3 separate regions of the Homo sapiens genome follow, and all the other regions are linked to region 1. Evidence: chromatin loops called from intact Hi-C (ENCODE). Cell type or tissue: OCI-LY7. All regions are shown on one strand. Region 1 has its middle 45 kb from the start of C14orf132. Region 2 overlaps SYNE3 (spectrin repeat containing nuclear envelope family member 3). Region 3 has its middle 36 kb from the start of LINC02318.

Region 1 (2,500 bases):
AGAGAAACTAAAATTAGTAGAAAAGGAAACAAGGAATTTGACTAGGCAAGCTACAAAATATGGGATAAAATCAGTAAATATATTAACAAAAAGGTACTTCAACAAATTAAGACTATATTATTTTATTTTTACCCTGGCAAGTATTTAAACATATCAATTGTAAGTGTTGCCAAGGGTAGGATAAAATGCGCATGGGCATAGTCAAGCATGGGTGTAGTGGATGCTGTAGTGTGCCACCCAGATTCCCAGTGAAGGATAGAGGCACCTATTTCCCCAGCTGCCAGGAGTGCTGCCTGCTCATGGCTCAAGCAGAGTCCTTCCCTAGGAATTGTCCTTGCCTAAGGAAGCTGCCTCCCTAGTGGATCTCACATCCAATGATTGGGCCATTAGGACACACAAAGCTCTGAGCCCTTGACTTTAATTCAGGACAGCTGAAGGGGCCATCCTCAGCCCTGTTGCTATTGCATTGCCGTTCAATGTGTCCCTCCACCTGTCCTACTCATTCTCTTGCAGGTGCCATTCCAATAGCCTTTCCCAATAAACCTCCTGCACACAAGTCTCCATCCTAGGTCTGTTTCAGTCTAAGATGACTGCTATGAAGAAATAAACGTCTTTTCCCTTGCCAAATCTATTTATATTTTCATTTATAAAATCTTACTTTGGTTCTACATTTATAAGGTATTTTCCATTATGAATCAAATTAATATGGATCCATATTTATTTTCTCCTGGTTCTTTTAGTATTCTATATTTTAATATGTAACTCTTTAATTCATCTGGGAATTCATCTCAGTGTCCTGAGTGAAATAGGACTCTAATGGACTCTAATTAACTCCCTCCACCTCCTAAATAGTTGACCCCTGGAACTCATTATGGGATAAGCCACACGATTCTCAACAGATTTTGAAGGTGTGTGATTTGATTCCACCAGCAGAAAGTCCGGATATCCTAAATTGGGAGTGCTCCAACTTAGAGGGTCCTTCTGCAGGACTATCAATACTTCTATTTAGCCAGCAGGGGGCTCTGGTGCATAAGAAATGCTTTTAGCTAAATTCTGCTAATTGGCTAAATTGTCCCCACAATAAATGATTTGCCTTCTCAGAACACAATGAACTCTGCAATTGCAGAGCTCCTCTCTCCCTAGCTCCTGATGGGACCCACGGGGGAGAGACCTCTTTCCGCTGTGGATACTACACAGACCTGTGGCTGAAGAGCCTGGCAAAAAGGAATTTGAACTGCACTCAGGGGCATCCCCAAACAGAACAATCTGTCTTCAGGACTAGTGAGTTTCCTGTTGCTGGAAGGGCTCAGACAGGGACTCCAAAAACATTTCAATTAGCTTTCCATAGACCCAAAGTCTGACCATTAATGCCACTCCAGGGTGGCTTTATATATGCTATTGCACTTAAAGGCCCTTTATTAAATGCAAAGTACTTAATGATATTCTTTGTTGGAATTTTCTCAGTGATGACTGAATGACTCTTTTGTGCTCTGATTAGAGGCTTGGGAGAAAGACCTGATCTGCCAGTAACTCTCTCCTGTCACAGCACCTGAGTTGTCTTCACTACAGACTCATCCCACTGGCTCCCCAGAGCACTCTATTCAGTTAACATGCCCTACAGGCAGAACAGCAGGGACTCTAGCAGCTGACCCATCCTGGGCCCTGACAGGCTGGTGGAGAGCCAGGGATGACTTTTCTGCGACAGTCATGGCTGTGGCTGTGGCACTGTGGAGCGGGGTGATGGCGAGGCTTCTAATCCCAGCTCTGCCACTGACAGATACAGGCTGCAGCTGCCGTTGAGCTCCTCCTGTCTCAGAGCCTCGTCTGTGAGTCTGTGAGTGGGAGCACAGAATGGGCAGAGCCCTTATTCTCACAGAAATCCTGAATCCTGATTTTAGGAGATGATGGTTTTGTCAGAGGCGTTTGAACCAGAGCAACTCCATCTTGAGTAAGGGTTGGGTAAAATGAGGCTGAGACCTACTGGGCTGCATTCCCAGACAGTTAAGGCATTCTAAGTCACAGGATGGGATACGAGGTCAGCACCAGATACAGGTCATGAAGACGTTGCTGATAAAACAGGTTGCAGTAAAGAAGCCAAGCGAAACCTACCAAAACCAAGGTGGCAACGAGAGTGACCTCTGGTCGTCCTCACAGCTACACTTTCACCAGCAACATGACAGTTTACAAATGCCATGGGAACGTCAGGAAGTTACCTTATATGGTCTAAAAAGGGAAGGCCTGAATAATCCACCCCTTGTTTAGCATGTCATCAAGAAATAACCATAAAAATGGGCAAACAGCTGCCCTCGGGGCTGCTCTGTCTATGGAGTTGCCATTCTATTATTTCTTTACTTTCTTAATAAGGTTGCTTTCACTTTACTCTACAGGCTCGCCCTTAGTTGTTTCTTGCGCGAGATCCAAGAACCCTCTCTTGGGGTCAGGATCTGGACTCCTTTCCTGTAACAGCGTGAACTCTACCAAAGGTGATTGGCTTTTGATT
Region 2 (2,500 bases), 570 kb after region 1:
AATGTAGTTCTTCCAGTGAAGATTTAGGTTTACTGCCCGTCACCCCCAACCTGAGATTCCTTTAAATTAAAATGTCTGCTTGCGGGTTGTGTTCTATTTGGGTTTCCTTTGGACCACACTGATTGTGTAAACCGAGACCGCCAACCTTGGGGAGCTCCAGCCTGTGTGGTTCAAACTCTTGAGGAAGAGTTTTGATTTCCTATCCTTCACCCACTGCCAACAGAAGACCTGGAATTTCCTTGCCTCCTCTTTCTGTGAGGTGGGTTTATTTCTCATTTCTCCTTACATTGAAGGTGCAGCTCCCTTGGTCCCCCATATTGATGTGGGCTTTCCAATCAGATGCACCATCTTGGTTGCTGTTCTTTTCTTTCTTAGCGGTTTGTAAAATAATGGTGCACTTTATAATCAGCGTCTTAGATTGAATGAGCTACTGTAATACCAAATCTCAGTGAGTATTCCATGTTAGATCATAACTTTCTCTCAAAATTTGTAGGGAACAGCCCCACAGGGTCGGTGAGTTTTTCTCCCCATATGCGGAGACGAGAGATTGTAGAAATAAAGACACAAGACAAAGAGATAAAAGAAAAGACAGCTGGGGCCCTGGGGACCACTACCACCAAGACACAGAGACCGGTAGTGGCCCCGAATGCCAGGCTGTGCTGTTATTTATTGGATACAAGGCAAAAGGGGCAGGGTAAGGAGTGTGAGTCATCTCCAATGATTGACAAGGTCACATGAGTCACATGTCCACTGGACAGGGGGCTCTTCCCTGCCTGGCAGCCAAGGCAGAGAGAGAGAGGGAGAGAGAGGGAGAGAGAGAGGACAGCTTATGCCATTAATTCTGCATATCAGAGACTTTTAGTACTTTCACTAATTTGCTACTGCTATCTAGAAGGCAGAGCCAGGTGTACAGGATGGAACATCAAAGTGGACTAGGAGCGTGACCACTGAAGCACAGCATCACAGGGAGACGGTTAGGCCTCCGGATAACTGCGGGCGGGCCTGACTGATGTCAGGCCCTCCACAAGAGGTGGAGGAGTAGAGTCTTCTCTAAACTCCCCTGGGAAAAGGGAGACTCCGTTTCCCAGTCTGCTAAGTGGCGGGTGTTTCCCCTTGGCACTGAAGCTACCGCTAGACCACGGTCTGCTTGACAATGGGCGTCTTCCCAGACACTGGCGTTACCCCTAGACCAGGGAGCCCTCTGGTGGCCCTGTCCGGGCATAACAGAAGGCTTGCACTCTGTCTTCTGGTCACTTCTCACTATGTCCCCTCAGCTCCTATCTCTGTATGGCCTGGTTTTTCCTAGCTTATGATTATAGAGCGAGGATTATTATAATATTAGAATAAAGAGTAATTGCTACAAACTAATGATTAATGATATTCATATATAATCATATCTAAGATCTATATCTAGTATAACTATTCTTTTTTTTTTTTTTTTTTTGAGATGGAGTCTTGCTTTGTCACCCAGGCTGGAGTGCAGTGGTGCGATCTTGGATCACTGCAAGCTCCGCCTCCTGGGTTCACGCCATTCTCCCGCCTCAGCCTCCCAAGTAGCTGGGACTACAGGCGCCTGCCACCACGCCTGGCTAATTTTTTTTTGTATTTTTAGTAGAGACGTGGTTTCACTGTGTTAGCCAGGATGGTCTCAATCTCCTGATCTCATGATCCACCCACCTCGGTCTCCCAATAGTATAACTATTCTTATTATATATATTTTATTATACTGGAACAGCTCGTGCCCTCGGTCTCTTTCCTCGGCACCTGGGTGGCTTGCCGCCCACAAAAATTATGATTTTTTTTTGCAAAAATCCCTCTTGTGTGTCAGGCACTGTGCTGGGAACACGTGTGCTTGGTCTTTAACACTCACAACTACCTTCTCCTTTTATAGTGGGAGGAAATGGTTTCTGGGCCCCTTGGCCCCTTCTCTCTCACGTGGGATGGGGTCAGATGGGAGTTGGGAGGGGCAACATAGGTTGAGTTTTTACCCCTGTGACTTACTGTGGAACTCCGGGGGCAGGTCAAATCTGCTTCTTCCCTGGTCACAACTAAAGGCCTGGGCTTTGCTAGGGCCATGCAGTCTCTGACCTCTAAAAGGGAGAGCCAGGGACAGGCTTCAAACCATGCTCTGTGTCATCCCACGGCCTCGCCACTCCGTCCGTCTACAGAGCCCAGAAGCAATCAGTCTTTGATGATTTGTGAACAAGTTGGTGCTAAAACTTTGGTCATGAAGTATTTGAAACTAGTCCTTGACTACTGAGATCCAGAGAAGCATTCTCTACACTTGCTCTTTCTATTTCTTCGTCTTTCTGTCACTCACCTTCCACCCCACAACTCCTCTGAAATTCACCCCAGTGAGGTACCCAGTAGCTACTTCTTCACTAAGACCAGTGAACTGCTGTTCTTATCACATTTGGCCCTGGGGCACTGGGGTCGATGACCACGGCCTCCTCTTCCAGCTGCCTCTATCCTGATACTTCTGTCTTTGTTTTATTGTTTG
Region 3 (2,500 bases), 380 kb after region 1:
ATAAAATCGTACAGCAACCATTCTTTCCTTGGTCTCAACCTCACCTGGAAAATGTCCCCTAGACACTACTAAAGCATCTTTTGACCTGAAATGATATCACTCCTTTCTCTTTCTCCTTTCCTTTCTTTCTTTCTTTCTTTCTCTTTCTTTCTTTCTTTCTTTCTTTCTTTCTTTCTTTCTTTCTTTCTTTCTTTCTTTCTCTCTCTCTCTCTCTCTCTCTTTCTTTCTTTCTTTCTTCTTTCTCTCTCTCTCTCTCTCTTTCTTTCTTTCTTGACAAGGTCTTGCTCTGTCACCCAGGGTAGATAGAGTTCAGTGACACGATCATGGCTTACTGTAGCCTTAACCTTCCAGGCTCAAGCCATCTTACCATCTCAGCCTCCTGAGTAGCTGAGACTGTGGGCACACAACACCATACCTGGCTAATTGTTTGTGTGTGTGTATGTGTGCTTTTTTAAAAAATGTTTTGTAAAGATGAGGTCTTCCTATGTTATGCAGATTGGTCTCAAACTCCTGGCCTCTAGCCATCCTTCCACCGTGGCCTCTCAAAGTGTTGGGATTACAGGCATTAGCCACCATGCCCAGCCTCTCACTTGTTTCTTGATGGGATTTTATGTTTAATTTGTTTCTTCATTCATTCATTCATTCATCCATTCATTCATTCATTCACTCGTAAGTAGATAACTAGATAACTAGATCCTGGTCCTGCCCTCAGGAACCATGGCGATGTTTGCAGTACTAGGAGAGGATAAACACTGAGAATTAAAGGAGCCAGAAGAGGGGTACCTCGCTGTGTTCTGGGTAAAGTAGGAGGTGAAGGAAGGCTTCCTGGAAGAAGTGGAACCTGGGCTAAGCCTTGAAGGATAGGGGAAGTTATCTGGGTAAGACATGGAGGGCAGAAAGGTAAGAGTGAGAGCAAGTCATCCGAGGCCTATAGACCAGAGAACACCATGGAATATCTGGGAGCATGGTGTTTATACTGGTGGAGCAGGAGGTTCTGAGCCATCCCAGATGGATGGAGCCAAGAGATAAAAGCAGAGAGAGAGAGACAGGACCTTGGGAACCAGACTGAAGGAGCTTGGACTTGATCTCTAAGAACAGCAGAGACAGCTAGTGGAGAGCATTAAGTAGGGAAGTGACGGGGTCAGATTCGTGTGTTAGGAAGACCAGTCTGGCATCTACAGGGAGAAGAGACTGGAATCCAGAGAAGTAGGCAGGGAGGACTGGCAGGATTTTTCTCTCTCCCAGCTCAGCCTCACAAGGTTGGTTTCCACAAACCCTTCCATGCCAAGCAGCCCTGGTGCCCTCAGTGAGATCTGGAGCCCAGACACCTTGGGATTCTGGGCGGCAGGACCCATATGGAATCTTTACCAGATCAGCTCTCTGCTGCCCCCAACTGTCTCCAAGAGGCCCTTTGGTCCTTGCAGGCTTTTTCTAAACCTCTTAGAATCTAGCATAGGGGTAGCAAACTTTTTCTGTAAAAGATGAAGTAGTGCGATATTGGACTTTGCAGAATATACGGTCCCTGTTGCAACTACTCTACGTTGCAACACGGAGGCAGCCACAGACAAAATAGAAACAAATGAGTGTGGCTGTGTCCCAATAAAACTTTATTTACGGACATTAAAATTTGAATTGCACATAATTTTCACAAGTCACAAAACATTCTTCTTCTTTTGTTGTTTTTTTAGACATTTAAAATGTAAAAAATTCAGAAACAACAACAAAAAACAAATAACTCAATTTAAAAATGGGCTAAGGACTTGAAGAGACGTTTCTCCAAAGAGATATACAAATGGCAAACAAGCACATGAAAAAGATGATCAGCCCCTCTCATCATGAGAGACATCAAAACTAAAGCCACGATGAGATGTCATCTCACCCCTATTGGAATGGCAACTGTCAAAACACAAAGTAACGCATATGGACAAGGATATGGAGAAACTGGAACCCTTATGCGCTGTTGGTGGGGATGTGAAATGGTGCAGCTGCTATGGAAAACAGTTTGGCAGTTCCTCAAAAAATTCCAAATAGAATTACCATAGATTCAGCAATTCTACTTCTGAATATATACCCCAAAGAATTGCAAACCAGATCTCAAAGAGATCTTTGTCGACCCATGTTCTTAGCTGCACTATTCACAGTAGCCAAGAGGTGGAAGCGACCCAGATGTCCATCAATGGATGAGTGGATCAACAGAGTGTGCTATGTACATACAGTGCTATTCAGCCTTAAAAAGGGACAAAAGTCTGACATTTGCTACACCATGTGAATGAACCTTGAGGATATTATGCTAAGTGATATAAGTTAGTCACAAAAAAAGACAAATACTGTATGATTCTACTTACATGAGGTACTTGGAGTAGTCAAATTCATAGACACAGGAAGAATGGTGATGGCCAGGGCTTCGGGGAGGGGAAGATAGGGAGTTGTTTCATGGGTATAGAGTTTAAGTTTTGCAAAATAAAAAAGTTCTAGAGATTAGTCTTACAACAATGTGAAT

Evidence for each region. Hi-C counts contacts between places; a loop is a spot of excess contacts. Peaks named below come from ENCODE experiments on the same cell type or tissue, not always from the same donor. Only the 100,000 strongest peaks of a DNase experiment are listed, where the experiment ranks them.
Region 2: a loop joins it to region 1, with 5 times the contacts of the local background. A loop is called at or near these places in 18 of 110 quality-filtered maps.
Region 3: a loop joins it to region 1, with 12 times the contacts of the local background. A loop is called at or near these places in 14 of 110 quality-filtered maps.

What each region holds. Positions count from the first base shown.
Region 1 is chr14:95,993,036-95,995,535 of GRCh38, reverse strand. No RefSeq gene overlaps it. Among named protein-coding and RNA genes, the nearest start is that of C14orf132, 45 kb to the left of the region's middle. RefSeq lists enhancers at 897-1,454, 1,455-2,012 and a silencer at 1,450-1,744. In OCI-LY7, CTCF peaks have their summits at 811 and 1,016 (motif pointing right); a DNase peak (open chromatin) is centred at 1,025.
Region 2 is chr14:95,425,888-95,428,387 of GRCh38, reverse strand. The region is part of intron 17 of SYNE3 (spectrin repeat containing nuclear envelope family member 3); the gene reads left to right. Among named protein-coding and RNA genes, the nearest start is that of SYNE3-AS1, 89 kb to the left of the region's middle. RefSeq lists an enhancer at 913-982. In OCI-LY7, a CTCF peak has its summit at 1,196 (motif pointing left); a DNase peak (open chromatin) is centred at 1,177.
Region 3 is chr14:95,608,481-95,610,980 of GRCh38, reverse strand. No RefSeq gene overlaps it. Among named protein-coding and RNA genes, the nearest start is that of LINC02318, 36 kb to the right of the region's middle. In OCI-LY7, CTCF peaks have their summits at 1,194 and 1,400 (motif pointing left); a DNase peak (open chromatin) is centred at 1,400.